Regions from separate parts of the Homo sapiens genome. Here region 2 is linked to region 1. A link is an interaction called in ENCODE POLR2A ChIA-PET data of the cell type or tissue named here. Cell type or tissue: A673. All regions are shown on one strand. Links, peaks and the distances in the headings refer to the core of each region. The heading gives the core; the rest is flanking DNA. Region 1 overlaps KSR1 (kinase suppressor of ras 1). Region 2 has its middle 38 kb from the start of LINC03146.

What was found. ChIA-PET counts read pairs that join two places held together with the same protein. Peaks named below come from ENCODE experiments on the same cell type or tissue, not always from the same donor. Only the 100,000 strongest peaks of a DNase experiment are listed, where the experiment ranks them.
Region 2: POLR2A ChIA-PET joins it to region 1 with 6 read pairs; 2 of 35 experiments call an interaction of 5 or more read pairs at or near these places.

Annotation. Positions count from the first base shown.
Region 1 is chr17:27,553,913-27,569,718 of GRCh38, reverse strand. The region is part of intron 2 of KSR1 (kinase suppressor of ras 1); the gene reads right to left. Among named protein-coding and RNA genes, the nearest start is that of LGALS9, 69 kb to the left of the region's middle. RefSeq lists an enhancer at 1,678-2,630. In A673, for the core only: a CTCF peak has its summit at 9,938; DNase peaks (open chromatin) are centred at 9,578 and 9,918; H3K4me3 peaks cover 764 bases; H3K27ac peaks cover 2,545 bases.
Region 2 is chr17:27,362,941-27,378,746 of GRCh38, reverse strand. No RefSeq gene overlaps it. Among named protein-coding and RNA genes, the nearest start is that of LINC03146, 38 kb to the right of the region's middle. In A673, for the core only: no CTCF peak of the experiment used is centred there; no DNase peak of the experiment used is centred there.

The sequences.
Region 1 (15,806 bases), core at 7,100-11,099:
CACGTACACAAATGGGTGTGGCTGTGCTCCCATAAAATTTAACTATGGATACTGAAACAAATTTCATGTAACTTTTACGGGTCACGAAATATTCTGTTGTTTTTAATTCCTCCCGCCAGTTCAAAATGTAAAAACCATTCTTAGTTCACAAGGCTCTACAAAAAATAGTGCTGGGCTAGATTTGGCCCAAGGGCCAGAGTTTGGCAACCCCCAAACACATAGCAATGCTGTTGGGCTCCACCTGCTGGTGGCCCTGGGCCTGGCTCCTCCTCCTTTCCCACCTCCCCACCTAACCCCCAGCACACAGTCAGCAGGACAGGCTTGCGGGCACACCCACATCTTGTCACCTTTCTCTGCATCATCAACACACATTTCTAAAACCAGGCTCCTGTGTGAAAATGGCCGGATGTGTCCTGCATTAGAGAAACACACACAGCTACTCCAGCTTTGGGCACTGGTGTGTCCCCCAATTACTCCCAAAATGTAGAGAGGAGATGGGAAGGCTTCTACAGAGTGGGTTTCCCTACTCCCAGGATGTTTTGTAACATTTTACAAAATGCGTGATTGTAAAATTTTAATTCTTTTTAAAAAAAGAAACAGTATTATCCACAAGATCCCACACTAGAACTTGAGTCAAAATGAATACATTAAATTTTTTAAATGTTTAAAGAACATTCAAAAGGAAAAGTGGGTCAGGATGGAACGTGGGAGGGTGAGCCACAGCCAAAAAGCTGCGTTAACCTTGGGTGACACTTGACTTCTAGGGGACTGGCAAATGAGAAAGTCCCGCCCTGCACAAAATAGGGCTATGTGCAGGGGCTAAAGCTGAGGGCCTGGGATCAGAGGCCCTTTCAGGGATGGCAGCTGGCTGAGGATGGGGCTACAGAGGAGGGTAGGGACAGGACGTGCCCCTCAACAGGGACACTATTCCTCTACGGAAGGCAGAGCCCTGACAGCAGGCCTCAGCTGGGACTGTTGCCGGCAAACTGGGATGCGGTAATCCTATGAGGAGGGTGCAGGGTGCTAGGTGTGGCTAGAGATGTAACTCCCCATGGGGGACCCCAGCTCTCCTGGGGGTCAAGGCACTGACAGAACTAAACAGGGGTTCCTGGGTGTGGCCATGTCCCCGGCATCTTTACTGCTCCCCCTCCCCATTCTCCCCTGCTCGGACACACCATTGAAAAAGAGAATGGTCAGACGAGTCCCCTCCTCCTCCACATGCACAGGGCAAGAGCTCGGAATTCAGCCAGTGAGGGCCCTGGTGCCAGAGGGCGTCCAGACTATCAAATAGGCCTCGGGCACCAGCCTTGGAGTCTGGTGGGTCCCTTGTGGGGCCAGAAGCCAAATCACAGATGCCGTCCACCAGAGGGACATGTCCCAGTGTTTAGCACGTGAGGTCTGTCCTTTGGGGTGGTCTGTCCATTCAGATGGGAGATGAGCCAGGCCACAGCAAGTGAGCCCAGAGCTGGAGACAGAAGAACCAGGCTCCTCCGCCTAGGAACAAGAGCTGTCGGGTTTTGGAGCTGCCCCATGGGGGTCCAACTAGGAGACAGGTGTCTCAGGAGCTCCTGCTCCCCTCAGGCAGCCCCTCTGTGGTTTTCCAGAAACCTTGAAAACAACTTCTGCCCCACAGCAGTAACAGGCATCAAAGCTATGGGACCTCAACAGAGACCCTGAGCAGATGGCCGAGGAGAAGCTGGGGAGACCAATGCCACAGCTACCAGGCTCTAGGGGCACGAAAGGGGCCAATGGATCTTCAAGGGGATGGGAAGAAACCCCTTCTCTGCCGAGATCAAAGGCAGGCTCCAAAGGGAACTTAGGGACAATCTAGTCAGCACTCATTTCACAGAGGAGAAAACCTGCCTGGGTCACCCCAAACAATGGTGCCAGGACCAGGATCCAGGTGTCCAGACACACTTGCCAGTAACCAACGCCAGGATATACCATGCCCCCGGGAGGGCGAGCCAGTTTCCAGCACGCATTCCCTGCCCAAGTGCAAAGGTTTCATTCCTTCCAGGTTTTCTGCACTAGTCCAAGAAGGGAGCCAAGGTCAAGATGTCCCTGAGGTCTGCCCTGAGAATCACCTCCCTCTGCCTAAGGGACGCCAAGTCACATGAGTGCCTTGTGGGCCCAGAGCCCTGTGCAATCCAGAAGCAATGCGGCTCTGGGCTCGTGGCCTCACCTGAAGCCTAGCCAGGTCCTAGGCCTCAGTGGCTTAGAAGGTGGCAGATGGGCGGAACTCCTCAAGTCCATGTTCTTGCCCACTCCTACCCACTACAACTTTTTTTAAAAAAGAGACGAGGTTTCACTATGTCAGTCTGGCTGGTCTCAAACTCCTGGCTTCAAGCAATCCTCCTGCCTCGGCCTCCCAAATTGCTGGGATTACAGATGTGAGCCCCACCCCCATTTTGGTGACAATGCACTTTTCTTCTTTTTGAAAAGAAGAAACAGATCCCACGTCACCAGCGACACCCTAACGCCCAGGTCCTGAGACCCACTCAGGGCCATGGCACATGGATTCTTACACAGCTTCTTGAAGTATTTTCCCTTTTCACAATCAGTCTAATCATAAAAATAACAACTATTGGTATTATCACCACCGTGTAAGTAGCCTAGGCACAACTGCTTGGTAGCTAAGGAACTGAGCTTCATAGAGATTAAGTTACACACCTTAAGACACTGCAAGCCCTGAGTAACAGGGCCTGGATTTGGACCTTGGTCTGTGTGACCCCAAAGTCAGCACTCACAGTCTCTATAACCATCGGCCTCCCTGGCCTGGTCAACCAGAAGCATGGAGAGGTAGAGCTGGATCAGCCTATACAGCTCCACGTTCTTAAGCTCCCTGTAAAAAAGCAGCATGCTCAGAACAAGTGTGTGTCCTACTCAAAAGCAGGAAATGACCAAACACTATTCACTAGAAGGATGGGGAGGATCTATTTCAGGAAGATTCTAACTGATCCCCAGTGACTTTATCACACAGAAGACAGCGAATGAAGTCATGAAACAAGCACCTTCTGCCCCAACATGCGATTTCTCCACACGTGTTCTACAGCCAGGTAGCAAAGCAGGGACTCAGAGTCTAGCAAACAGACTCAACTCCAGGGAGCTGTGGAATGGCCTCCTGCGCCCAGACCCCCGTGCCTACCTCATAATCCTCCAGCCCAGGTGGGCTCACGCCTCGGGCTTCTCTTGGCATCCCCAGAGGTGGGGGCCCTGTGCCCCTGGACACCTTGGCTGTCACCCAGCTCCACAGGCGATTCATGACAAGGGGGCCTGAGCCCAGGGTCCCCGGCAGCCCTGGCCCCCAGTGCAGTGTCCCAGGGAAGAAGGAGGCAGGGAGAGGGGTTTCTGTTTTCATGACTGTAGTGAACAGTCACTGCAGCCAAAAATAGTTTGTGCCTGGGAGCTGGGGAGTCAGCACATACTTCCCGGGGCAGGTGCTGGGTGGGAGATGTGCAGGCTCCAGCAGGCCCTGCAGCAGGGGCTGGGGACCAGGCACCCAGGATGTCCAGGATGCAAGGCCACCAAGAGGTTTTCCCTGCCTTGCCACCTCCCTCCAAAAGGTAGGACCTGAGTCAATAAGAACACGGTCATCTCCCTCCTTCCAGTGAATCATCTGGGGAACCCCCACCCCCACATGAACTCCAACTGCCCCCAAGCCCCTGCAGCTTCTCGCATGCTTCGGGTGAGTGGTATGGAGACCAACAGGAAGAACCCTATGAACTGCAGCAGATGCCTGGGATGGCTCATGGGACAACCTTCAAAAGGATGCTCAGCTGTCAAAACTCCTAGAGGTCTACACCAGAAACCGTGAACTGGAGTCCATGCAAATGAAAAAAAAAATGTAGAAAACAGTTAAGTGCTGGCTATCAGTGGCTGGCAGGGTTATGTGGGGGTTTTATTTTATTTTTAAACTTTTCTGTATTTTAAAATTTTTCTACAATGGATGTTCATAATTAGATTCACAGAATGCTGTTTTAAAATAATAATTAGTGGCCAGCTGTGGTGGCTCACACCTGTAATTCCAACACTTTGGGAGGCTGAGGCAGGTGGACTGCTTGAGTTCAGGAGTTTGAGACCAGCCTGGGCAACATGGCAAAAGCCTGTCTCTACCAAAAATACAAAAAAATTAGCCTGCTGTGGTGGTGTGCTTGTAGTCCCAGCTACTTGGGAGACTAAGGTAGGGGGATTGCTTGAGGCCAAAAGATGGAGGATGCAGTGAGCCAAGATTGTGCCAATGCACTCCAGCCTGGGTGACAGGGTGAGATGCCATCTCAAAACTAAATAAACATAATTTCACGTAGTTTTTCCATCTCTATTTTATACTGAGGATAAAAGCACTGCCTCCTCATACAGTTACTGAGAGGAGTGAATGAGATTCCACATAAAGCTCACAGCTCAGTCCCAGGCACAATGGGAGTGCCTGCTAAAGAATTACAGCATAAATTCATAAATAAACTACAAAGAAAAAGAAAAAGAGAAGCCTAGCAAAGTTGGTTGACTGGAAGGAAATGCATCAAATGGTTTACAGTGTTTCCTTTGAGTAGTAAGATTACAGTGCAAACCATAATAAATGGGAGCTGTTACTGTTTTCTATAATTTCTATACTTTACACACTTTGAAAATAAACATATATGTAAATTACTGGATATTAAGAAAACACCTAAAAAGCTAACAGCCAATGGTTGTCTCTGAGTAGGGTTTTCTTTGCCTTTCTATTATTTTCTAAAATAAACATTGATTTCATAGTGAGAGAAATAACAAATGTTATTAAAAACAAAAACTGGAGGGTGGGCTCACCTACTGTAGTCTAGAAACATGATCTCTGCAGACCCTTCCTGTGGAGCTGCAAAGCCTCTGACAAATCATCTCTGAGGGAGGAAAAGTTTCTACACGTCTCTGCCTTCTGTTATCAGGGCTGTCTTTCCTCCAAGAACCCATTTCCTGAGCCTACTGTGGGTGGGGGAGGTGGGGGGGGGGGGTCTTCCATCTTCTTAGCCCAGTGATTGGTTACAGTATGAACATGTGGTCAAAGCCAAGCCAATCAGAGCCTTCTCTGGGATTTTTCAGCTATTTTTCAGCCAAGGGAAACAGCCCTTCATGGACAAGCATGACTACAGTAGAAGGTAGTGAGGCTCAGCTGCCTGTGCTCTTCATACCTGCCATGCGGAGCAAGCCTGTCCCACAGGCACATCCTAATGGCATCACCTGAGCCCCTGCATCCAGACTTCCTTGGATTTGTATTGCCTAAACTGGTAAGTCTCTGTTTTAAGCCAACAGGTATCTGAACTTGCTTTGAAAAAAGTTCTAACTAGGAATAGAAGAATATAACTTCGATTAAGTAAGTACTTACTATGAGCCCTGGTGCCATGTCATTCTTCCATTTGTCCATCTATCCATCCCATCCAGTCAACAAATAGCTACTGAAGGCCAGGTGCGGGGGCTCACGCCTATAATCCCAACACTTTGGGAGGCCGAGGCAGGCAGATCATCTGAGGCCAGGGGTTCGAGACCAGCCTGGCCAACATGGTGAAACCCTGTCTTTACTAAAAATACAAAAAAATTAGCTGGGTGTGGTGACGGGTATCTGTAATCTCAGCTACTTGGGAGGCTGAGACAGGAGAATAGCTTGAACCTGGGAGGTGGAGGTAGCAGTGAGCCGAGATCGTGCCATTGCACTCCAGCCTCGGCAACAAGGTGAAATTCCATCTCAAAAAAAAAAAAAAAAAAAAAAAAAGCTACCGAATACCAACTGTACAAATAAAAAAATAGCTAAAATACATAATTGAAGCTTGTGAATAAGTGCTAAAAGGAAAGAGCATGCTGAGATAAAGCGGCAGGTATAGCAGGCCTCTAAGCTTAGACAAGGTGGCCTCTCTGAAGAGCTGACCTCTAAGTCCCGGTCAGAGGATGAGATGGCACTAGCCACAAGGGTACAGCAACTTCCAGGCAGAGGAAACAGAACATACAAAGGCCCTGGGCTAAGACAGGAAACCATCTGATGCGTTCTCCTGCCAGTGGCAGAGTGCAGAAAGGCAGGAGATGACGTGGAAGAAGGTGGCAGATACTGAATACTTAAGGGGCCTCAAAGGTAGGTGAAGGGTTTGGATTTTGTGCTAAGCGTAACAAGACACTGACAGAATATTTAACTCAGAACTATCTAGCCAGGCTCGGTGGCTCGTGCCTGTAATCCCCACACTTTGGGAGGCCAAGTGGGAGGATCACTTGAAGCCAGGAGTTTGAGACCAGCTTGGGGCAACAGAGTGAGACCCAATCTCAACTAAAAAATAAAAACATAGCTGGGCACAGTGGTGCATACCTGTAGTCCTAGCTACTGGGGAGGAGGAGAATAACTTGAGTCCGGGAGTTGAACGCTGCAGTGGGCCATGATTGCACCACTACACTCCAGCCTGGGCAGCAAAAAAACAGAAAAGGAAAATGGAAAGGAAAGGAAACAGGAAAGGAGAAAGGAAAAAGAGAAAGTAAGAAAGTAACATAACCGGATTTGCTAAAACCACTGTTAGCTCACGAAGAATGAAATCAAGAGGGTAAAGAGTGGATATAGGGAGCGAATGGGGAAACTGCAACAGTCCGAGGACTAGTCAGGACCAGGGAGGTGGCAGTGATGGAAAAGAGATGCAAAAGGACTTGAGACCCATACTTGGACATAGAGCCAGTAGGATTTGCTAGCTGATTCCACGTGGGCATTGAGGAAGCACAATGAGTCAGAAACGACTCCCAGGTTTCCAGCAAGAGCAGCTAAGACAGTAAGCAGGCTCAGAGAAGTCAAGGGACCTGTCCAAGGTCACAATGCTGGCAAGTGGCAAAGGAAGAATTTTGTCAAAATTTTGTCTGCCTCCAAGGCCATTTACTTCCAGAGGTGACACTCAAACAATTTTGTTTCCCAATCCTGTGGCCTCCCCCAAAGGTACATAGCTAGGAGCAGGGGCCACTGAAATTTATGTGCTATTTTTTTAAAAGAAGGGTAATAAGAGATTGCTGCTTTATAATATTTAAAACAGTGCAGTGTTGACATAAATGTTTCCCAATGATATCTGGCCATAGTCAGATCTGTTCTAGAGCAATCTTGCCTTTGAGGTGGTCCTAGGAGGAGGAGGGAACACACACAAGCTGACCACTCAGGAGCCAGGTAGTCCCCAGAGGGGGCTCAGGCACACACTACACCAAAGCCATCTCATGGCAGGGCTATAGGCACACAGTCCTGCTCAAGTTCTGTGGCCGACAGAAGCCTGAGGCAGTTTCGGAGCCCTGGGATTCAGCAGGCCACCGGCAGCCACCTCGTCTTCACCCTCCCCAGAGATCCTTGTAACGCAACCTTCACTGGCCCAGGTGAGAGCTCCTGAGACGCCTTGGGCCAAGAGACCAAAATTCTTTGGATAATGTTATTTGAATCCAATCATTCAACAAGAAAACCCACCACATGCCAGGCACTGGGGATAGAGCTGTGAATGAAATAGCCAGGTCCCTGCCAACATGGTGCTTCTAGTCTAGTCAGTTTTCACTGGACTGGGCAGCCCAGAAATCCAAAGGATTGATCAAAAACACCAAGCAAGGCCGGGCCTGGTGGCTCATGCCTGTAATCCCAGCACTTTGGGAGGCCATGGCGGGCAGATCACTTGAGGACTAGAGTTCAAGACTAGCCTGGCCAACATGGAAAAAACCCGTCTCTACTAAAAATACAAAAATTAGCCGGGTGTGGTGGCATGTTCCTGTGGTCTCAGCTACTCAGGAGGCTGAGGCACAAGAATCACTTGAACCCGGGAGGTGGAGGTTGCAGTGAGCCAAGATTGCGTCACTCTACTCCAGCCTGGGCGACAGAGCGAGACTCTGCCACAAACAAACAACAGACAAACAAACAAACACCAAGCAGTACAGGACTAAGCAGGACATTCATGCTCATGATTTTTCAGATTTCATGAAACCAGGGGAACCCCCACCCTGAAAAGTGGGTACCTTTGGCTCAAGATAAGAAAAATTAATGACTTCATCTATTGGAGAAAGTGATGTCTGCCAGTTCCAGAAGGACAGGAACTCATGTTCAGTGGCTAGAACAGTGCCGAGCACACAACAGGTGCTAAATACACACTGAGTGAGTGAATAAATAACTGAATGGAAGTAGGACCTCAGCTCTGTACCTGACCATGCTTCATCCCTTCCCCGCTCCTTGGGGCCAGCAGTCAGCTACGCACCCTAGTTATTTGCAGACGTGTGCATCACACTAGCTGTAAGCATCCAGGACAGACTATTTTGCTCATCAATTAATCCTCTGTGATAATTAATCAAGGTACCAGGTAAAAGGTAAGTGATCAATGGGTGCATATGAGTAACGAGTGAATGTAAAGGAAAGAAGAAATGAGGGGGGAAGAGAGAGACACACGTGCACACACACAAAGGCAGGCAGTCAATTCATTTACACAACTACATATCATACAGTAGCCCCAAAACTGTGCTATTCTGGGTAAGATATTAGATGACAAAATTGTGTATGAGAAGGAAGTACAAGGACCTGGGTTTGAATCTTCATCCTGCCATCAGCTTGCAGGGGATCATCAGATCTCCCTGTCTCCTGTCCCAGGGATAAGGATGAAACAGGATGACATCTATACAATGCTGGCCTTGTAGCTTGCCCCTTCCTTCCATGCTCCAACTTCAGCTCCTCTCCTGACTGGCCAGGTGATACAGGCATGCCAGTCCACCACTTGCCACCATTTCCCCATCCTAAGTGGAGAGCTGTGTGGCCCAGCCCCCACTGGGCTGGTACCAAGGCAGCCCTGTGCTGCTGGGCTGACACATTGGCACAGATCCCTCCAGGAGGCTGGGTGAGGGTGTGTGCTGCTTCCTGGGGAGGCTCCCAGTTGCCAAAGAGCAAGGTTGTAAGAACAGCTGGGCCTCTGGCTCTCAAAGAGAGAGTATGGGGCCGACAGGAGGAGGGGTGGGAAGGAGAGGCTAGGAATGAGGGCCATAGTCATGCCGACTCAAGCTGCACCCCAGGAGCCAAATGCGGGTTCGCTTTCCTGGTTAGGTCTCACACATCCTACTGCCTCATACAGCCTACATTCCTGGTGTCCACACAGAGCTCTGGCCACCCCCAGCCACTGGGAAACCAAAATGGTGGCAGGAGTAAGGCAGCTTTGTCCCCCATCTCTGGGAGAAGGCCTCATCTTAAACACAGGAACGCAAGGGTAGAGGAGAGCGGAAAGAGAAACATGTCCAGTCAGGATCACAACAAAAATCCCCTTACCAGATCCGCCTGCATCTTCAGTTCAGGAACCACCAGCAGTAAGAGCTTATTCAGGGGAACCTGTGGCTTTCACCCTGGAATCCCAGACTCTGCAGCACCCACCTCTCCCAGCTAGAACTGCTCAGGCAGCGCTTGCCACTTCCTTTCAACAACTTCCAACCGGGAAATTGCTAAAGAAAAAAAAAATGGCTCCATGCCAGCAGGCTCTGAAATCATTTCCCCAGCTGCTGCCAGAATATGAAGCTGAGACTTTTAGACGTAACTTGTGGGACAGGGGGCCGCTTGAAACAGCCATAGTGTGCAAATCCAAATGACTGGGAGCGGGGCAGGGCCCCGCCTCTGAGCTCCCTCCCATCTCATTTCCTATCCCCGACCCTTCCACCCTCCAGCCACGTGGGAGGCAGCGCTCCTCACCCCGTCACTCTCAGCCCATCCCCATGTGAATGCAGCCTTCTTGCTAGTTTTATTTTCCTTTAAACAATTCTAATGTTCATTTGGAATTCCTGCCCCTCTCTCACACACACTTCCAATATCCCCTAAGAGGAGCCCCAACCCCTACACTGCACACAGGGAGAGCTGCAGGAATCCACCCCGGCTCCCCGCCAGCCTCCTCACAGACTCCTCCTCACGCGCTTCACAAGCGCTCTGATTTCCTCATCCTCAGGGTCTCTGCAGATATTCTTCCCTCCGCCTGGTGTGCTCTTGCCTTCCCGGACATCCGTCTTTCCCTGACTACCCAGGATGAGTTGGCCCACTGGCTCCAACAGATCCCATCCCGGAGCCATCAGGGCATCTGGGGCTCTCACTTCCTGTTTCACCCCAGTCTGTGTGCTCCTGGGGCAGAGGAAGGTGTCTTCAGCATCCCAGCTCTCACCACAGGGCCCTGGTCAATGCAGTCATAGCCAGATGTCTATTCAAATTAAAATTCATTACGATAAAACAAAACACGAATTTCAGTTTCTCAGCTGCACTATACACATTTCAAGTGTCCCCAAGCCACATATGGCTAAGGGCTGCCACACTGAATGGACAATACAGAAGGTTTTGAACAGCGCTGCTCTAGATGAAGATCTAGTGGTTGGGCAAACACATGCAGGCATTGCCCAAGTTCTGTCTCCAACATCTACAGACAGGGAAGGGACGAGGAACCAAAGGTCAGGCATGCAGCGCCGCAGCAGGCTCGGAGCCGCAGAGGGCTGGCATCTGACTCAGGTGGGAACAGAAAGAAACCCACGCAGGGCCACCTCAGCCACACCAGGAACCTGGAAATGCAGCTGCCGTACTGTGTGACCACATCCATGTCTATCCCCTCTCTTCCTCTAGTAGAAAAGGCATTATTTCCTGGAAACTTTAAGACCGCAAACACTATCCAACCAAAAGACAAAATCTGAAATGGTATTTAGATAACCCTGCAGGGATGGCCCTTAGGAAAACAATATGGAAAAGGAAGGAGGAGATTACACACACAGACGGCTGCACACACAAACGATCCACGTATGTTTTCCTAAGGGAAAAATCAAAGTCCTAGTCATGAAGCCATGAAGAGTCAAGGTCAGCAGAGAACTCAAAGTGACTGAAGGGACAAATCCCACCACACAAAGTTCCCCCAGGAAGCCTCAGGGGGCAGCCCTGGGCAGATCATCTTCAGGCACTGACTGCAAAGATGCGGGGGTCCTTCAGCACTATCAGGTTAGCAAAAGGAAACAGAGAGACTTCACGGATTTTGTTCCCTTCCAAAGAAAAAAAAAAAAAACAAAAAACAGAAAGACAGACAGACAAATATTGAAAGAGTCCTGTTTTCAAGTCTGGCATCCCTGACCTCTATCCTGCAGTGACTTTGGTACATTCCTTCACCCAGTAAGTATTTGCCAGGGCCTCCATGTGCCAGGCGTTACAGCTGGGCACCTGGCCTCTTCTGGGCACGGGCTCTCATCTTCGTTCAGGTGCTGAGTCACCTGAACCACCAAGTTGCCTGATGTCACTGTGTGCGCATGTATGTGAGCAGGTGGGTATCCCTCAGACACAGGCATTCATATCATACCTTGATGAAACTGTATCTCTTACTACTCTACTGTTAAAGAAGGATAACATGAATTTTTATGGATAACACAGATGACGTTAAGACTGCAAACCTGCAAAATGATATCTATCATATGATCCCATTTCAGCAAACAAAAAAAAAAAAAAAGAGAGAGAAGGGAGTAAATTTGCACGTCATTTTAAGTGACTGTAAAATGCGTGAAGAGGTCTGGCAGGTGCACCCACTGACCTGTTAACAAGGTGTTATCCCCGCGAAGTGGAAGAGGAGGGCCTTTGCTTGCTTTCTAACACTTCTGTACTTGCTTGGTGTTGAAAAATTTAAAACTCCCATCTCTCAGTAACAATGGATAGCTGATCACATCTTGTGTGGGCTAAAGGAAAAAAAATGGGTGAAGACACACAAGGAAGCTTTGCCCAAAATCCATGGAAGAAAAGCCTGACTCGGGGGCACAGAATACAGGAGTAAAAACATCACCCCATGATCCGTGCGGCAGAGCTCCAACTGCTGCACACAAACATTACATAGGAGCCAGTGGGAAAAGCACATGATGAAATACCTCGAAGAGAGCATGGTATACAACTTACAGGAGGGCAGACACATCTGAGAGGCAAGGCAAAGCCACCATCTGGAGGGTTCAGGGGAAGGTACCACTCCACATGGTCTCTCCGAACCACCTCACCTGACAGAACTCCTTCTACTCTAGGCTTCTTTACTGTCCAGAAGCAGCAGCCATCTGAGGAAAGGACTTAAAAGGTCACTTAATCTGTCATTTCTCATATGGATAAACTGAGGCCCAGAGAGATGAAGTCACTTGCCCATGATCTCACATTGTGTAAAAGGCAGATAGGCCCATTCTAGATACCCATAGGATCTCAGGTCCTGCCTGGGTCAACCATGGCCACAGCCATGCAGGTCCATCCTGCTTCCACTGGACAGTGGTTCTGGGAGGCAGGGTTACCTCCCTGCAGTGCCCACCACAGTGGGCACCAGCAGCCAAGTGAGCGTGCTATGTCTAATTCTTGCCTGGAAAGAGGGGACAGATGCCATGACTTTCTGGCCTCCGCTATCCCCCCAGGACTCCTCCTGATGCTGGTGGTGTCTTTTGGTCCAACCTCTCTCACACGTACAGGGAACCATTCCTTCAGGGTGCCAATCTCTGCAGTCTGAGCTACCTTGGAGGAGACTTCTCTCCAGGCCAAACTTCAGGGTCAGGCAGAGAGGGGTCTAGCTCTAATATCCTCCAAACCAGACCAGCTGCCCCACAGAAATCCCCAAGGACCTATCCCCACCCCCTGGGCCAGGTTTCTGGAGATCTTGTTGGGTTTTAGGTCCCTCCCGAAGCTTGACAAAGGGAAGTCCCTTTCCCCACAGACCTGGATCAGGCTGTCCCATGGGGCCACTGGCAGGACCTTGGCACTCCTCCCCCTCCATGTGAGCCAAGCTGTCCTGTTGGCCCTTTAGGGGCTCTCTAGTTTCCTAAACAACAGGAGGGCTAAGGCACTAAGTCAGGACAGCCAGGGAGAAAATACAACTTTGCTTCTAGCCTCCAAGGCACCAGGCCAGTCTGGACATAGCAGAGGCCACACCAACCCATGAAGGCCTGGGCACCCTAGAGGGATTCCTGAGGCAGGACTAGGGCAGGCTGGAATCTGGGCCCTGCACCACACTGACCATTCAACACACCCAGGGACCCTGTTCCCTCCTCTGACTCTGAGTCTTCTTCTGTGGGCATGGCCCTACGCAATTTCTTAGGAAACATACAGGGACAGGAACAGGGATGAGCTGGGGGTCTTAACTACTGCCCAGCCAAGTACAAGTTTAGAAAAGGTATATGTGCAGTTTACTGTCTGGTCCAGGTACACCTGGAATGAGAGTCTCATTAAAAAGTTGAGCAGGCCAGGCACGGTGGCTCATGTCTGTAATTCCAGGACTTTGGGAGGCTGAGGCAGGAGGATCACTTGAGCCCAGGAGTTCAAGATCAGCCTGGGCAACATAGAGAGATCCTGTGTCTACAAAAAAATTAAAATATATATATAGCCAGGTGCAGTGGTGCGCACATCTGCAGTCCCAGCTACTTGGGAAGTGAGGCGGGAGGATCGCTTGAGCCCAGGACATTGAAGCTGCAATGAGCCAGGATCGCATCACTGCACTCCAGCCTGGGCAACAGAGCGAGACCCTGTCTCAAAATATATAAATAAATAAATAACCGTTGAAGAAAAAGACTGCTTTTATTGTATTTTAAAAGACACTTTGGAAACATTCACTAAAATCCAGCCTAGCAAGTTCACTTCTAGGTTTTTTTCCCTGTAGAAATACACAGGTGCACAAAGATGTTCTTGGTAGCAGTGTTTGTAACCATGGAAATACAGGTCTTTAAGGGGAAAGAGCAGGTTCCTGAACCAAACGTCTGGCCTGATCTCATGTGTACAAAAGAGACAACACGCAGAGGAATGTGAGGGCCAGAAAATGTTCAGAAAGATGAGCAGGCTTCAGGGAAATGGGATGCAGCAATTTTCTTTCACTTTATCTCCTTTGTTTCATTTTACCCCCTACAATAAACACATCTCTTCTAATAAAACCAATGGTTCATTTGAGAAGATGAAAACGTTCCAGTGGTGACAGTCACAAAACAGTGTGAAAGTATTTAATGTCATTGAACTGTAAACTTAGAAATGATTAAAATGGTAAATTACGTTATACGTATTTCACCACAGTTTTAAAAAATAAAAATAATAAAATCAAAACAAAGCAGAGCGAATAACTCACCAGGCTCCCTGGGGAAATAACTGATTCTAGAAGTGGGGTTAGTAAAAAACAGAGGGGGCTGAAGCATACTGTAGTGTCAGAAAGCAAAGGAAGTGCTACACACGGAAGTGCTACACACACACACACACACACACACACGCCAAACAAAACTGAAGGATGGGCAATGTCACAGAGTGCAGGAACAAACCTGCAAGAACTCCCAATGGCCAAAGCTGGAAGAACTTGAGAAACAAAATAAATCATGTAGTATTGGATTAGAACCCAATGTGTAAAAGAAAAAGACATGAGCCTATACTGATATAAATGACTGAATGAATAAATAAACGGAGGAGAAAAGACAACTCTTTCCTACAGAAAAGTTCCAAATAATCTGTGTAGATACACCCCCAGAGGAGATGGAGCTTAACCCACCTACCCCTCATACCCCCCAATCCTAAGGGAGGGCTCACTTCCAAAAAACAAAGTAGTGTCAACGTCATGAAATTAAGGGAAGACTGAGAAACTGTCACAGAGCAGAGGAAACTGGGGAGACATGATAAATCAAAATAATGTAAACCATGCGGTGCCCTGGATTGATCCCAGAAAAGAGAGAGGACAGTAAAGGAAAAACTGGTCAAACCTACATAGTCTGGAGTTGCGTTCATTGTAATATACCAGTGTCATTTCCTCAGTTTTGACAAAGGCACTGTGGTCACGACAACGTTAATGATGGGGAAACTGGGTGAGGGGTACATACGAGAACTCTCTGTACATCCCTGCAACTTTTCTGTAAATCTAAAATTATTCCGAAATAAAAAGTTTATTTAAGAAAATAAACAATGGTTTAGAACAGTGGTCCCCAACCTTTTTGGCACCAGGAACTGGTTTCATGGAAGATAATTTTTCCAGGGACAGGGAGCGGGGGATGGTTTCCAGAGGATTAAAGTGCATTACATTTATCATGCACTTTATTCTATTACATTGTAATATATAATGAAATAATTATACAACTCACCATAATGTAGAATCAGTGAGAGCCCTGAGCTTGTTTTCCTGCAACTAGACAGTCCAATCTGGGGGTGATGGGAGACAGTGACAGATCATCAGGCATTAGATTCTCACAAGGAGCACATAACCTAGATCCCTCGCGTGTGCAGTTCACAACAGGGTTTGTGCTCCTGTGAGAATCTAATGCTGCTGCTGATCTGACAGCTGGCGGAACTCAGGCGGTAATGCGAGCAATGGGGAGCAACTGTAAACACGTTCCTCCTGCTGTGTGGCCCAGTTCCTAAGAGGCCAAGTGGACCGGTACCTGTCAGTGGCCTGGGGGATGGGTCCCCTGTTTTAGATGACAACCCACGTATGCCTAGCGTTCCATTGTTGGAATGCTAAGCACATGGGAGTTATTTATATCCTACTGCTCAAGGTCATTGCCAAGGTCTGACCGCAAAAATTCAAAAAACTGCAACCTCTGGCATAAATGGGTTAAGAAGTCAAAAGATTCTCTGACAGACGTGGGTTTTTAATGCATGACAGACATGGGTTTGGAACTCTGGCTTCTGAATACTGCACCTATTTTTGATGGGCAGAACTTACAGAGCCAATTCCCACTGAAAGCACACAGAATCCATCAGGGCCAGGGTAGGGGTCAGGGGCAGCAGTGGGTATCGAGTCAGAGTCCGAAGAACTGTCTGGGTTAAGAAACAGAATAAAATAGACCCACACCCCTGGGGCCAGCCCTTGCAGCTGAAGCCCTGG
Region 2 (15,806 bases), core at 5,444-9,443, 190 kb after region 1:
GAGCTGCCACCGAAGAGCAGAGTTTGAAGTTAATTGCCTAATAAAAAGAAAGAAATCAACATGTTTCGGAGGACTAACAGAAACCAGAGCCTCTACAGCGTAACATGAACAATGTCCAGGATAGAATCCTGTTCCTGTATAAATATGTTCTCAAAACACAACAGAACTAAACTAGAAATCAGTAACAGCAAGATAGCTGGAAAATCCCAAAATGTTTGGAGATTAAACAACACACTTCTAAGTAACACACAGGTCAAAGAAGAAGTCTCAGGAGAAATTTTTAAATATTTTTAATATATGAAAATGAGGCTGGGCATGGTGCCTCACGCCTATAATCCCAGCAATTTGGGAGGCTGAGGAAGGTGAAGTGCTTGAGCCCAAGAGTTCGAGACCAGCCTGGGCAACAAAGTGAGACCTATCTCTACGAAAAAAATAGAAAAAATTAGCCAAGTATGGTGGTGAAAGCCTATAGTCCCAGCTACTCGGGAGGCTGAGCTGGGAGGATCACTTGAGCCCGGGAGTTTGAGGTTACTACAGTGAGCCATGATCGTGCCGATGTACTCCAGCCTGTGTGACAGAGCATGACACTGTTTCAAAAAAAAAGAAAATGAAAATGAAAATACAAATCTTCAAAATTTGTTGAATGCCGTGAAAGCAATGCTTAGAGGGAAATTTATATCATTAAATGCATATATTTTAAAAAAGAAAGATCTAAAATTAATAACCTAAGTTTTCCCCTTAAAAAACTAGAGAAAAGGGGCAATTTAATCTCAGAGCAAGCAGAGGAAAAGGAATAATAAAAATTAGAGCAGAAACCAACAAAACTGTAAACAGGAAATAAATAGAGAAAATAAAATCTAAATCTTGTTCTTTTAAAAGATCAATAAAAATGATGAACCAACATCCAGGCTAACTAAGAAAGACAGAAGACACAAATTACGAATACAGTAGTCCCCTCTTAATGGCAAGGGATATGTTCCAAAACCCCTGAAGTGTACCTAAAATAGGCGGTAGTATCAAACCCTGCATATACTATGTCTTTCCTGTATGTACCTACTTATGACAAAGTTTCATTTATAAATTAGGCACAGTAAGAATAATATAATAATAATAATAATAAAATAGAACTAATAATAAAATAGGACAATTATAACAATATACTGGAATAAAAAGTATGTGAATATGTTCTCTCTTTCTCTTTTCCTCTCAAAATATCTTATTGTACTGTGCCCATCCTTTTTCTTCTTGTGATGATGTAACATGATAAAATGCTTATACAACAAGATGAAGTGAAGTGAATGATGTAGGCATTGTAACTGCCCAGTGAGCTCACCTTACCTGCTGCCTACAGAGAGCCAATTTATCCAGACAGAGGAATTGCAATAGAGAAAGAGTAATTCACACAGCCGGCTGTGCTGGAAACTGGAGTTTTATTATTACTCTAATCAGTCTTCCTGAGCATTCAGGGATCAGAGTTTTTAAGGATAATTTGGTGGGTGGAGAACCAGTAAGTTGGGAGTGCTGATTGGTTGGGTCAGAGATGAAATCATAGGGCCAGGCAGTGGTGGTTCATGCCTATAGTCCCAGCACTTTGGAAGGCTGAGGCAGACTGATTGATTGAGCTCAGAAGTTTGAGACCAGCTTAGGCAACATGGCAAAACCCCATCTCTACAAAAAATGCAAAAATTAGCTAGGCATGTTGGCTCACACCTGTAGTCCCAGCTACTCCAGAGGCTAAGGCAGGAGGATGCCTTTAGCCTGGGAGGTAGAGGTAGCAGTAAGCCGAGATCGTGTCACTGCACTCCAGCCTGGGTGACAGAGTGAGACCCTGTCTCAAAAAAACAAAAAAACAAACAAAACAGGGCCAAAGCTGTCCTCTTAACGCTGAGTCAGTTCCTGGGTTGGGGCCATAAGATCAGATGACTCAGTTTATGAATCTGGGTGGTGCCAGCTGACCTGCAAAATATCACAAGCACTGATCTCAGGTTTTACAATGGTGATAATTTCCCCAGTAGTTCTTTGGGGATGGTCAGAATCTTGTAGCTTCCAGCTGCATGACTCCTAAACCATAATTTCTAATCTTTCGGCTAATTTATTAGTCCTACAAAGGCAGTCTAGTCCCCAGCCAAGAAGAGGCTTTGTTTTGGGAAAAGGCTGTTATTGTCTTTGTTTTAAACTGTAAACTAAGTTCCTCCCAAAGTTATTAATAAAGTTATTAATAGTTTGTCCTATGGTCAGGAATGAACAAGGATAGCTTGGAGGTTAAAAGTAAGATGGAATTGGTTAGGTCAGATCTCTTTCTTTTTTTTTGAGATGGAGTTTCACTTTGTCGCCCAGGCTGGAGTGCAGTGGCAGGATCTCAGCTCACTGCAACTTCAGCCTTCTTGGTTCAAGCAATTCTCCTGCCTCAGCCTTCTGAGTAGCTGGGACTACTGGCATGCACCACTACGCCTGGCTAGTTTTTGTATTTTTACTAGAGACGGGGTTTCACTATGTTGGCCAGGCTGGTCTTGAACCCCTGACCTCAGGTGATTCCCTCACCTCGGCCTCCCAGAATTCTGGGATTACAGGCATGAGCCACAGCACCCGGCCAGGTCAGATCTCTTTTCACTGCCTCAGTTATAATTTTGCAGTGGCCATTTCAACATTGGCCTATATTGTTAGGCCACAATATATCAGAAGGAGGATCATCTACTTCAGGTGATCCTGGATCATCAAACCATGCTGACATTGATGACAGCATGTCGGGAGCAAATGATGTCAATGACTAACAGGCAGGTGGCATACACAGCATGCATATGTTGGACAAAAGGGATGGAGCTGGGCTGGATGGAGCAGGACAACGCGAAATTTCATTATGATACTAAAAAGGGTGCATAAATTCATAATTTAAAACTTATGAATTGTTTATTTCTGGAATTTTCCATTTAATATTTTTAGGCTCTTGTTGACCACAGATAACTAAAGTTCACAGAAATTGAGCCACTAACAATGGGGGACTACTGTATCAGAAGTTAAAGAGGGGTCATCAATACTGATCCCATGGATATTAAAAGGATGATAAAGGAATATCACGAACAACTGTTGCCATAAATTTGATAACCTAGATGAAATAGGCCAATTCCTTGAAAGATATAAACTACCAAAACTCACACAAGAAACAATAATCTTGATAAGCCTATATCTATTAAAGAAATTGAGTCAATAATTGATAACCTTCCAAAAATGAAAGCACAAAACAACTATAAAGCTGGAGGACTGACACCCCCTGACTCCAAGACTTACTACAAAGCCATAGAAATCAAGACAGCATGGAACTGACAAAACAACAGACCCATGGATCAATGGAACAGAATGAAGAGCCCAGAAATAGACCCACACCAAAGGAACAAAGCAATTCAATGGAGAAGGGAGAGCCTGTTCAACAAATGATGCTGGAACAACTGGATGTGCACATGCAAAAAAAAAAAAAAAAAAAAAAAAGGAATCTACACACAAATCTTGCTCCTACAAATACTAACTGAAAATGGATCATACAGCTAAATGTACAATGCAAAAATTATAAAACCTCTAGAAGCTAACTGTATTTGTATTCATGCTGCTGATAAAGATAAAAACTGGGCAGTTTACAAAAGAAAGAGGTTTAATTGGACTTACAGTTCCACATGGCTGGGAAAGCCTCAGAATCATGGCAGAAGGCGAGGAGGAGCAAGTCACAAGTTACGTGGATGGTGGCAGGCAAAGAGAGGGAGCTCGTGCAGGGGAATTCCTCTTTTTAAAACCATCAGATCTCATGAGACTTATTCACTATCATGAGAACAGCATGGGAAAGGCTTGCCGCCATGATTCAGGTACCTCTGACTGGGTCCCTCCCACAACACACGGGAATTCAATATGAGATTTGGGTGGGGACAGAGCCAAACCATATCATTCTGCCCCAGGCCATTCCCAAATCTTGCATCCTCACATTTCAAAACCAATCATGCCTTCCCAACAGTCCCCCAAAGTCTTAACTCATTTCAGCATTAACTCAGAAGCCCACCATCCAAAGTTCATTGGAGACAAGTCCCTTCCACCTATAAGCCTGTAAAATCAAAAGCAAGTTAGTTACTTCCTAGATACAATGGGGGTACAGGTATTGGGTAAATACAGCCACTCCACATGAAAGAAATTGTCTAAAACAAAGGGGCTACAGGCCCCCATAGAAGTCTGAAATACAACAGGGCAGTCAAATCTCAAAGCTCCAAAATGATCTCCTTTGACTCCATGTCTCACATCTGGGTCACACTGATGCAAGAGGTGGGTTCCTATGGTCTTGGGCAGTTCTGCTCCTGTGGCTTTGCAGGGTATAGCCCCCCTCCTGTCTGCTTTCACGGGCTGGTGTTGAGTGTCTGTGGCTTTTCCAGGTGCACTGTGAAAGCTGTCAGTGGATCTATCATTCTGGGGTCTGGAGGATGGTAACTCTTTTCTCACAGCTCCACTATGCAGTGCCCCAGTAGGGACTCTGTGTGGGGGCTCTGACTCCACATTTCCCTCTGCACTGCCCTAGCAGAGGTTCTCCATGAGGGCCCTGCCCTTACAAATTTTTGCATGGACATCGAGGCATTTCCATACATCCTCTGAAATCTAGGGGGAGGTTTACAAACCTCAATTCTTGACTTTCTGTGTAACCACAGGCTCTACACCATGTGGAAGCTGCCAAGGCTTGGGGCTTCCACCCTCTGAAGCAACAGCCTGAGCTGTACCTTGGCCCTTTTTAGTCACAGCTGGAGCAGCTGGGATGCAGGGCACCAAGTTCCTAGACTGCACACAGCAGAGGGACCCTGGGCCCAGCCCACAAAACCATTTTTTCCTCCTAAACCTTTGGGCCTGTGATGGGAGGGGCTGCCATGAAGGTCTCTGACACCCTGGAGACATTTTCCCCATTGTTTTGGTGGTTAACATTTGGCTCCTTGTTACTTATGCAAATTTCTGCAGCCAGCTTGAAATTCTCCTTAGAACATGGGATTTTCTTTCCTACCACATTTGATCAGGCTGCAAATTTTCTGAACTTTTATTCTCTGCTTCCCTTTTAAAACTGAACACCTTTAACAGCACCCAAGTCACCTCTTGAATGTTTTGCTACTTAGAAATTTCTTCTGCTAGATACCATCATCTCCCTCAAGTTCAAATTTACACAAATCTCTAGGGCAAGGGCAAAATGCCACCAGTCTCTTTGCTAAAACATAACAAGAGTCACCTTTGCTCCAGTTCCCACCAAGTTCCTCATCTCCATCTGAGACCACCTCAGCCTGGATTTCATTGTGCATATCATTATCAGCATTTTGTTGATGCCATTCTACAAGTCCCTAGGGAGTTCCAAACTTTTCCTGTCTTCTTCTGAGCCCTCCAAACTGTTCCAACCTCTGTCTGCTACCAAGTTCCAAAGTAGCTTCCACATTTTCAGGTATCTTTTCAGCAGCACCCCACTCTACTGGTACCAATTTACTGTATTAGTCTGTTTTCATGCTGCTGATAAGGACATACCTGAGACTGAGCAATTTACAAAAGAAAAAGTTTTAATTGGACTTACAGTCCCATGTGGCTGAGGAAGCCTCACAATCACGGTGGAAGGCAAGGAGGAGCAAGTCACATCTTACATGGATATTGGCAAGCAAAGAGGAGAGAGCTTGTGCAGGAGAATTCCTCTTTTAAAAACCATGAGATCTCATGAGACTTATTCACTATCATGAGAATAGCATGGGAAAGACTTGCCCCCATGATTCAATTACCTCCCACTGGATCCCTCCCACAATACATGGGAATTCAAGATGAGATTTGGGTGGGAATACAGCCAAACCATATCAGTAACATAAGAGAAAATCTGATAAATCTTGGTTTTGGTGATGAGTTTTTAAATATAACATCAAAAGTATGATCTATGGAGGCTGGGTGTGGTGGTCATGCCTGTAATTCCAACACTTTGGGAGGCTCTGGTGGGTGGATCATTTGAGGCCAAGAGTTCAAGACTAGCCTTGGCAACACAGTGAAACCCCATCTCTACTAAAAATAGAAAAAATTAGCTGGGCCTGGTGGTGCACACCTGTAATTCCAGCTACTCGGGAGGCTGAGGTATGAGAGTCACTTGAAATGGGGAAGCAGAGGCTGTAGTGAGCCGAGATCACACCACTGCACTCTAGCCTGGGCAACAGAGTGAAACTCTGTCTCAAACAAACAAACAAACAAAGTATGATCTATGAAAAAAAATTCACAAATTGTACTTTATTAAAATTATAGCCTTCTGATGTATGGCTAAATGAAAAGGTAGAAAATCTCAGCAAAGAAATAGAATTTTTTTTTCGAGATGGAGTCTCCCTCTGTTGCCCAGGCTAGAGTGCAGTGGCAGTATCTCGGCTCACTGCAACCTCTGCCCCCCGGGTTCAAGCAATTTTCCCGCCTCAGCCTCCTGAGTAGCTGGGATTACAGGCACCCATCACCATGCCCAGCTAATTTTTATATTTTTAGTAGGGATGGGGTTTCATCATGCTGGCCAGGCTGGAGAAATTTTTTTTTTTAAAGAACCAAATTGTAGTAATGGAGAGGTATAGGGAGGAACAAATAGAAATATGAGAACAGAAATATACAATATCCTTGGTGTCACAGCTCAGGAGGAAAAAATTCACTAGATGGGTTGAACAACAGAATGGAGAGGAATAGAAACTAGTTGGTGAACTCGAAGATAGATGAATAGGAATTACACAATCTGAAGAATACAGAGAAAAAAATGTTAAAAACAATTAAATCAAACAATGTCTCAGGGACCTGTAGGTCCTGACACCAAAAATACAAAAGGATATTATTATATGGTCTGACATACATGTAATTGGAGTCCTAGAAGGAGAGAAATGAGAATGAGGCAGAATAAAATATTTGAAGGAAAAAATGGTCAAATACTTCCTAAATTTGATAAAGATATAAATTTCAAATTTCAAGAAGATAACCAAACCCCAACCAGGATAAAATTTTTTTAAATGACCAGGCACAGTAGCTCACACCTGTGTAACCCCAGCACTTTGGGAGGCTGAGGCAGAAGGATCATTTGAGGCCAGGAGTTCGAGACAAGCCTGGCCAAAAACATACTAAGACCTCTGTCTGTACAAAAAAATTTAAAAAAAGGAAGAAAGAAAAAGAAAACTGTGCCAAGAAATATCAGGTCAAACCAATATCTGAAAACCAAAGATAAAGATAAAATGTTGAGGCTGGCCGTAGTGGCTCATGCCAGTAATCCCAGCTACTTGGGAGGCTGAGGCATGAGAATTGCTTGGACGTGGGAGGCAGAGGTTGCAGTGAGCTGAGATCATGCCACTGCACTGCAGCCTGGGCAACAGAGCAAGATTCTGTCTCAAAAAATAATAATAATAAATAAAAAGAGAAAATGTTGAAAGTAGACAGTGTAGCCAGGCACGATGGCTCATGCCTGTAATCCCAGCACTTTGGAAGGCTGAAGTGGGCGGATCATCTGAGGCCAGGAGTTTGAGACCAGCCTGACCAACATGGTGAAACCCTGTCTCTACTAAAAATACAAAATTAGCCGGGTGTGGTGGTGCATGCCTGTAATCTCAGCTACTCAGGAGGCTGAGGTAGGACAATGGCTTGAACCCTGGAGGTGTCTTGGTGACAGAGCAAAACTCTGTCTCAAAAGAAAGAAAGAAAAAAAGAAAGAAAGAAAGAAAGAAAAGAAGACAGTGTAAAACAACACACTACCTAGGTAGCACTAGTAATTTGCTTGACTGCTGACTTTTCATTCAAAAACTATGGGGTCAGAAGATAGTGGAACAACATTTTAAAATGATGAATGAAATTCAATATTTCCATATAAAATTCTATATCCAGTGAAATAATCATTCCTTCAGGAATGAAAATCAAATAAAGACATTAGAGGGGAAAAAGTGAAGAGAATTTATCATCTGCAGTCCTGCATCATAAGACATGCCAAAGGGAGTTCTTCAGGCAGAAGGGAAATGATACCACGTGAAAATTTTCGGAAAGGAATGAAAAGTATAGAAAATGGTAAATATCCTGGTAACTATATAAGATTATTTTATTTTTAATTTATTTAAAGACATATGACTGTTTTAAAGAAAAAAATAACAAAAAATGCAAAAATTAGCCAGGCATGGTGGCACATACCTGTAGTCCCAGCTACTTAGGAGGCTGAGGTGGGAGGATTGCTTGAGTCTGGGAGGTTGAGTCTGCAGTGAGCTGTGATTGCACCACTGCACTCCAGCCTGCGTGACAGAGTGAGACCTTGTTTCAAAAAAAAAAAGAAAGAGAGAAAAAAGAAAAGAAAAAACTATAATATTGTCTTGGAGAGTTTATAGAGTATATAGAAATAATGCATCTGACAGTTGTAGCATAAAGGACAGACACAGCCAGGTGTGGTGGCTAATGCCTGTTATCCTAGTATTTTGGGAGGCTGAGGCTGGAGGATATCTTGAGATCAGGAGTTCGAGACCAGCCTGAGCAACGTAATGAACACCATCTCTATTTTAAAAAAAGGGCCAGCATGGTAGCTCATGCCTGTAATCCCAGCACTTTGGGAGGCCAAGGTGGGCGGATCACCTGAGGTTGGGAGTTCAAGACCAGCCTGACCAACATGGGGAAACCCTGTCTCTACTAAAAATACAAAATTAGCGGGGTGTGGTGGCACACGCCTGTAATCCCAGCTACTCAGAAGGCTAAGGTAGTAGAATCGCTTGAACCCGGGAGGTGGAGGTTGAGGTGAGCCAAGATCGTGCCATTGCACTCTACTGGGCAACAGGAGCGAAACTCCATCTCAAAAAATAAAAGAAAGAAAAGGAAAGACAGACAGGAGTGTAGCAAATATGGGTAACGGTAAAAGAAAAGACAGACAGGAGGGTAGCAAATATGAGCTGGAAATAGCATGTGAAATCATGCAAGATGAACCCCAAGTTGACTGTGAAAAGTTAAGGATATATACTATATTTGTTGCTGTTTTCGAGACAGGGTCTCACTCTGTCATCCAAACTGGTGTGCAGTGGCACAATCTTAGATCACTGAAACCTCCGCTTCCTGGGCTCAGGTGATTCTCCAGCTGCAGCCTCCCGAGTAGCTGGGACTACAGGCACAAGCCACCATGCCTGGCTAATTTTTGTGTATATAGAATTTTTGTATATGTATATATGTTTTTTTTGGTAGAGATGGGGTTTCACCATGTTTCCCAGGCTGGTCTCATACTCCTGAGCTCAAAGCAATCCCCACCCTGGCCTCCCAAAGAATTACATTGTAATTCTTAGAGAAACCACAAAAGATATGCAGAACCAATAAGTCAATTAAAATGGAATTCTAAAGAATTTTCAAATAAATCAAAAGAAGGTGGGGGAGAAGTCTTCATCATTTGTAAGTGGGAATCACACAGTCACCCTTCACAGAGCTATTGAGAGACTGAGATAGATATGGCAGTGGCTGCAGGGCCTCTGAGCAAGGCTGCTGGAGGAAGGGAGTGGGGAGGAGGCAGGCAGTTTCTCACTCAGCCCAGGAGGAGTGGACTGATATTATCTAGTCACAACGGAGGGACACCTTAGCCATTCAGACGACCGCTAGGACCCTGCCTGGCTCTCACAATGTAGGGGGTCTCCTTCGCACTTCCTGATCCTTCTGTCCTCCCTCTGCTTCAGCCTTTCCCCTCTTCTTAACCTAACCAGGTGCCCAAAAGGGCAAAAAGCCTCAATTCTTTGCATGGGCTTTGTTCTGGCATGCAACACTGTCAGGCCCTCAGTCCCCTTCCACACTACTGGGCTGGCAGATTGTACCAACTTCCCCCAACTCACATTAGTCCTACACGTGACCCCTGTTTGACCTGGCTAGGGCTCAAGGTCATCAGGGACTAGCAAAGCCATGGTAAGGCAGGAGGTAGTAAGCTGGGGAGTCATGGTCCTCCTCTTTCTCTTTGCTTCTGAGGTCCCAAAGCCCCAGAACAGGGATCCCAGAGTCATGAGGACTAAACAGGACAATGTGTTAATTCACTCATTCCTTCATTCATTCTGCATTATGGACCTACTCTTCGCCAGATGCTGGCAATACAGAAGTAAGAAACCTGTTCCCTGCCTTCAGGCAACTCCCAGGCTGGTTAGGAGACAGACGCTGTCTGTGGTTAGTGCATGAATTTATGAGCTGGTGCACAGCAGTAAGCCCAGGATGCTGTGGGGACAGAGATGAAGGACATGAAGGAGGGCCTTCTGGAGGAGGTGGCACCTTGATATGATTTGGCTCTGTGTCCCCACCCAAGTCTCATTTCGAATTGTAATCCCTATGTGTTGAAGGAGGAGCCTATGGGGGAGGTAATTGAATCATGTGGGCAGACTTCCCCCCTGCTGTTCTGGTGGTGGAGTTCTCACAAGATCTGGTTGTTTAAAAGTGTGTAGCACTTCCCCCTTTGCTCTCTCTCTCCTGCCACCATGTGAAGATGTGTTGCTTCCCCTTTGCCTTCTGCCATGATTGTAAGTTTCCTGAGGCCTCCGTAGCCATGCTTTCTGTACAGCCTGTGGAACTGTGAGTCAATTAAACTTCTTTTCTTTATGAATTACCCAGTCTCAGGTAGTTCTTTATAGCAGGGTGAGGACGGACTAATACACACCTGTAATAAATCTTCTAAGTTGAGTAGAAGTTAGCCAAGTCAAGAAGGTGAGCGGGCATTCAGGAAGAGGATCCCACTTATGCAAAGATTCGAAGGCGAGAGGCCTGCAGCCTGCACCTCTGGAAAAAGCAGGGCTGCACAGTGGCTGGGGCTTGGCACATGACGGGAAGAGGGCGGGGGATGAGGCTGGCAGGAAGGGTGTCAGGAGCTCAGCAGTTTAGGATATTGCACAGGGCCTGTGCCGAGCGGGCAGTGGTCAGGGAAAGGACTGGAAGCATTCTGGAGGTGTCCTGACAGGAGACTCCACCGGGCTCTAGACTGCCTGGAAGTGGGGGAGAAAGAGAAGGCAAGGAGGAGGTCCTGTGTCTGCCTTCAGAGGCCTGGCGGAACTGACATTGTAACTGAGACTCCACAGCCTCTGAGACGGTGGCTTCAGCCAGGCTCTGCCAGCAGGTCTCCTCCCCTTTCACCAGCCCAGGCCCCAGCCTGCAGGGTTCTCCCCCTACCTTGTCAGCCAGGCGCTCCTGAATGTATCTCAGGCAAACCTCCCCCACTTCCCCCACAGAACCCCTCACTGACTCAGCTGTTTTAGGAGCTATGTGAGGGCAGTGCCTCCTTCCCGCCAGGCCACTGGTGCCCCAGGAAGGCTGGTACTTGTATAAAGGCCTGCAGTCGTGACGTCCGAAAGCTGCCCCGCCTCATAGTGCTGCTGGCCCTGCAGGCCTTGCTAGTGGCCAAGCCATGTTTAGTATGAAGTTAGAAGTCTCTTCTCTCCAAGTCTGTGCTGCACTTGTCACCAGGCCCCAAAGCAGAGCGATTTGGGTCCTGTGTCTCAGAGCTGGTGGAAAACACACATACACGGCTACTTCGTCTTCTGCCTGCAGATCCACTCCAGGATTTCCACATCTGCCTGCAGCCCAGTCAGGGCCTCTGCTATGGGCTCATCACGAAGTAGGGTGATCAGCCCCTCCCAGCTTGTCCAGGGCTTTCCTGGCTTGGGCACTGAAAGTCCTATGTCCCAGGAAACCCGTCAGTCCTGGGTAAACTGGGGCAGTGGGTCACTGTGACATGGAAGGGGAGAGCGTGGGCGAGATGGTAAGTCAGCCCCAAGATGGAGCCTGGCCTAGGGAGTCCCTAATAAGGGTTCAGAGCTGGGGGAGATGGGGCTTTGGTTCAGGCCCCTGGTGAGTTATGAATCTCCAAGCGAGGTCTGAGAACTGAACATGGACTTGTTTCTTTAGGAAACTGTTCTGGTTTCCAAATAACCAACCTTCCTACAACCTGCAGAAGAAACTAGAGGATGCTAAAACGTGGAGAATTTCATAAGAAAAAGAAAATTTTAGCGCTAGGAAGGACCTCACACATTGAATTTTCACCACGTTCCCACCCATTTAACAGTTCAGAAAGGTGAGGCTAACTGTTAAGAAAATGGTCTTTGAAGTCAGGCAGCTCAGGGTTAAATCCTGGCTCTGTCATATAACAGTCATCCCTGGGTGGTGGGTGACTTTCTCACTGACCCACAATCAGTCCTTTAGCCTCTGTGTCATCTCCTCGAGTCACAGAGAGCTCATGACCTCTCCCGGCCACCACTGGGCAGGTCTCACTAACAGGAAGGTCTTCCCTGATTTAGTCCTATTCTTCCTCAGTTTAATTTCTCCCCAGAGGTGCTTAAAACATAGAAGAATATGTTGAATGCCTTGTCCTCATGACAGCCTTCAAGTGTTTGAGGATGGTGTCCATCTTCCCCCGCATCCAGGCAAGGGCCCTAGCCAGCTCCTAATATTTATGGACAACCACTCTGTAGACCTTCAGGCTATGGAAGGTGAGGTCGCCTTTCCAAGTTCATGCAGCTAAGAAAGGAACAAGGCCGGGCGCAGTGGCTCACATCTGTAATCCCAGCACTTTGGGAGGCTGAGGCGGGCGGATCACTTGAGTTCAGGGGTTTGAGACCAGCCTAGGCAACATGGCAAAACCCCGTCTCTACCAAAGATACAAAAACTAGCCATGCGTGGTGACATGTGCCTGTTGTCCCAGCTCCTTGGAAGGCTAAGGTGGGAGAATTACTGGAGCCTGGGAAGTCGAGGCTGCAGTGAGCTGTGATTATGCCACTATACTTCAACTTGGGTGACAGAGCAAGACCCTGTCTAAAAAAGAATAATAATAGAAGTGGGCCGGGCACGGTAGCTCACGCCTGTAATCCCAGCACTTTGTGAGGTCGAGGCAGGCGGATCACTTGAGGCCAGGAATTTGAGACCAGCCTGGTCAACACAGTGAAACCCCATCTCTACCAAAAATACAAAAGTTATCGAGGAGTGATTGTGCATGCCTGTAATCCCAGCTACTCAGGAGGCTGAAGCACAAGAATCGCTTGAACCTGGGAGGCGGAGATTGCAGTGAGCCAAGATCACACCACTGCACTCCAGCCTGGGTGACAGAGCCAGACCCTGTCTCAAAAATAAATAAATAAAATAATAGAAGTGAACAAGCCATTATCTGAGCCCAGCATTGTCTCGGCCTTTTTATGGTTCCTTGTGACATGCACGATTTTGTTAACCTTCTCTCTACCCTTGTATTCATTTCCTGGGGCTGCGGCAACAAATTACCACAAGCTGAGAAGCTTAAAACAAGAGAAATTTATTATCTTATAGTTCCAGAGGCTGGAAGTTCAAAATCAAGGTGCTGGCAGGGCCATACCTTCTCTGAAGGCTCTGGGAGAGGACCCTTCCTTGCTCCTTCTAGCTCACTGGGGTTGTGGTGATCTTTGGCAGTCCTTAACTCACAGATGCATCACTGCAGTCTCTGCCTCCATCTTCATGCAGCCTTCTCCCTGGGTTGTGGCTTCCCATCATCTTTTCTCTGTGCTGTCTCTCTCTTTTTTTGTTTTTGTTTGTTTGTTTTTTTCTCCTCTTTCTCCAGACTGTGAGTGTCTGTGTCCAAATTTCCCTGTTATAAGGACACTAATCACTGGATTTAGGGTCTAACTAATCCAGTGTAACCTCATTTCAACTTGATCATATCAGCAAAGACCCTATTTACAAAAAAGGCCATAGTCACAGGTTCTGGGTATTAGGACTTGAACATGCCTTTTTGGGGACACAATTCAATCTCATACCAAATGTGACTGAAACTAATTCAGAGGCTGGGCACAGTGGTGGAGGCCAAGGCGAGAGGATCACTTGAGCCCAGGAATTCAAGAACAGCCTGGGCAATACGGCGAAACCCCGTCTCTACAAAAAGTACAAAAATTAGCCAGGCATTGTGGCAAACACCTGTAGTCCCAGCTGCTCTGGAGGCTGAGGTGGGAGGATGGCTTGAGCCCAGGAGGTCAAGGCTGCAATGAGCCATGATTGTGCCACTGCCCTTTAGCCTGGGCAACAGAGTGAGATGCTGCCTCAACAAAAAAAAAAAAAAAGAAAGAAAGAAAGAAAGAAAGAAAGAAAGAAAGAAAGAAAGAAAGAAAGAAAGAAAGAGAAAGAAACGGAAAAGAAACTAATTCATCAAGAGGAAGCTGCTGAACAGACATGGTCATGTATGGGGAATAGACAGTAATGGTCATGTATGGGGAATAGAGAGTTTATGCTTAGGGTGTGATGGAGGGCAGGGCAGAGCCGACACTCAGAGCCCAAGCCCTCCGGGAGAAGGCCTGACTGCCCCAGGCCAGCAACAGAGCCCCAGACGGAAACCTGGTTTTTTCTCGGTCACCAGACTGTCTTGTGCTTTTCCTGGCTGCTGTGTCTGCCTTCCAGCCTGCAGGACGGGAGGCAGAATGGGCAGATGAAGGAGACCAGAATGGGGAGGCCTGCACTAACAATTTGCAATGACCCCTGGGCAGGTCACAGCGTTGCTCTGTAAGACACCGTAGATCTCAGCTGCCACTGAACTGACCTCATCTGTCAAGCAGCAACTCTGTCTGGAGCTCCAAGGATCCTTGGCAAGGGCTGGAATGACTGGGAAGGAGAGGAATTTTTCTTCAAAGAAAAGATAGAAGACTACCAGGGCAAAAAGTATAGTTCTCTCCTTTCTCAGAGCCATTGACTAAAGCCCAGTTTGTGAGAAGGACAGCCTCCACCAACATCTCATTATTTAAAAGAAAGGCCTCTGCCAGGCACGGTGGCTCATGTTGTAACCCCAGCGCTTTAGAAGGCGGAGGCATATGGATTACTTGAGGCCAGGAGTTTGAGACCAGCCTGGCCAACGTGGGGAAACCCTGTCTCTACTAAAGATATAAAAATTAGCCAGGCACAGTGGTGGGCACCTGAAATCTCAGCTACTGGGGAGGCTGAGGCAGGAAAATCGCTTGAACCTGGGAGGTGGAGGTTGCAGTAAGCTGAGATTGCACCACTGCACTCTAGTCTGGGTGACAGAGACTCTGTCTCAGCAGAAAAATAAATAAACAAAATTTAAAAATAACGAATAAAAGGAAGTCCTCTGAGTAGGGACTCCAGGGTCCTTCCTGTGTCTGAGACCTCTCCCTGGGAAGAGCAGCTGTGTGGAAAGTGCTACTTGAAGTCAGCAGAGCAGGGTTCGAGTCTTAGCTCTGCCAGGCACCAGCAGTTTGGCTTGAGGTTGTTACTCTCCCTCTCTCTGTGCCTCATGTCCCTGCCTCTAAAGAAGGGAGAGTTGTGGGGTGGGGCTAGTGGGGAGGGATAGCATTAGGAGATATACCTAATGTTAAATGATGAGTTCATGGGTGCAGCACACCAACATCACACATGTATACATATGTAACAAACCTGCACGTTGTGCACATGTACCCTAAAGTATTTAAAGTACAATAAAAAATAAAATAAAATAAAATAGAAATAAAAATAAAAAATAAAAACATTTGTCCTCTGCCTCCCTGGCCTCCACTCCACCCTCTTACAGCAACGCCCGTAGGTTTTCATTTTGGGCTCCGCCCCTCCCCAGCTCTCAGGCCGGACCCATACCACATTCAGGACATGAAGCTTTTGGTGTGTTCCTCAAACCACTGGGAACATTGCTTTCTTCTGGCTACAGTAATTGCCTCAGGGACAATTACTGAGCTGGTCATCAGGGTGGATGACTGGGATCCTGCAGGAGCTGCTGGAAAAGAGATTTTCACTTTCCCACTGGCCTTGGGGCTCTGGGGATATAAATCTACAGCCACCTGGCCACCATGAGAAGAGAACCCACCGCTGTCGGGGTGACA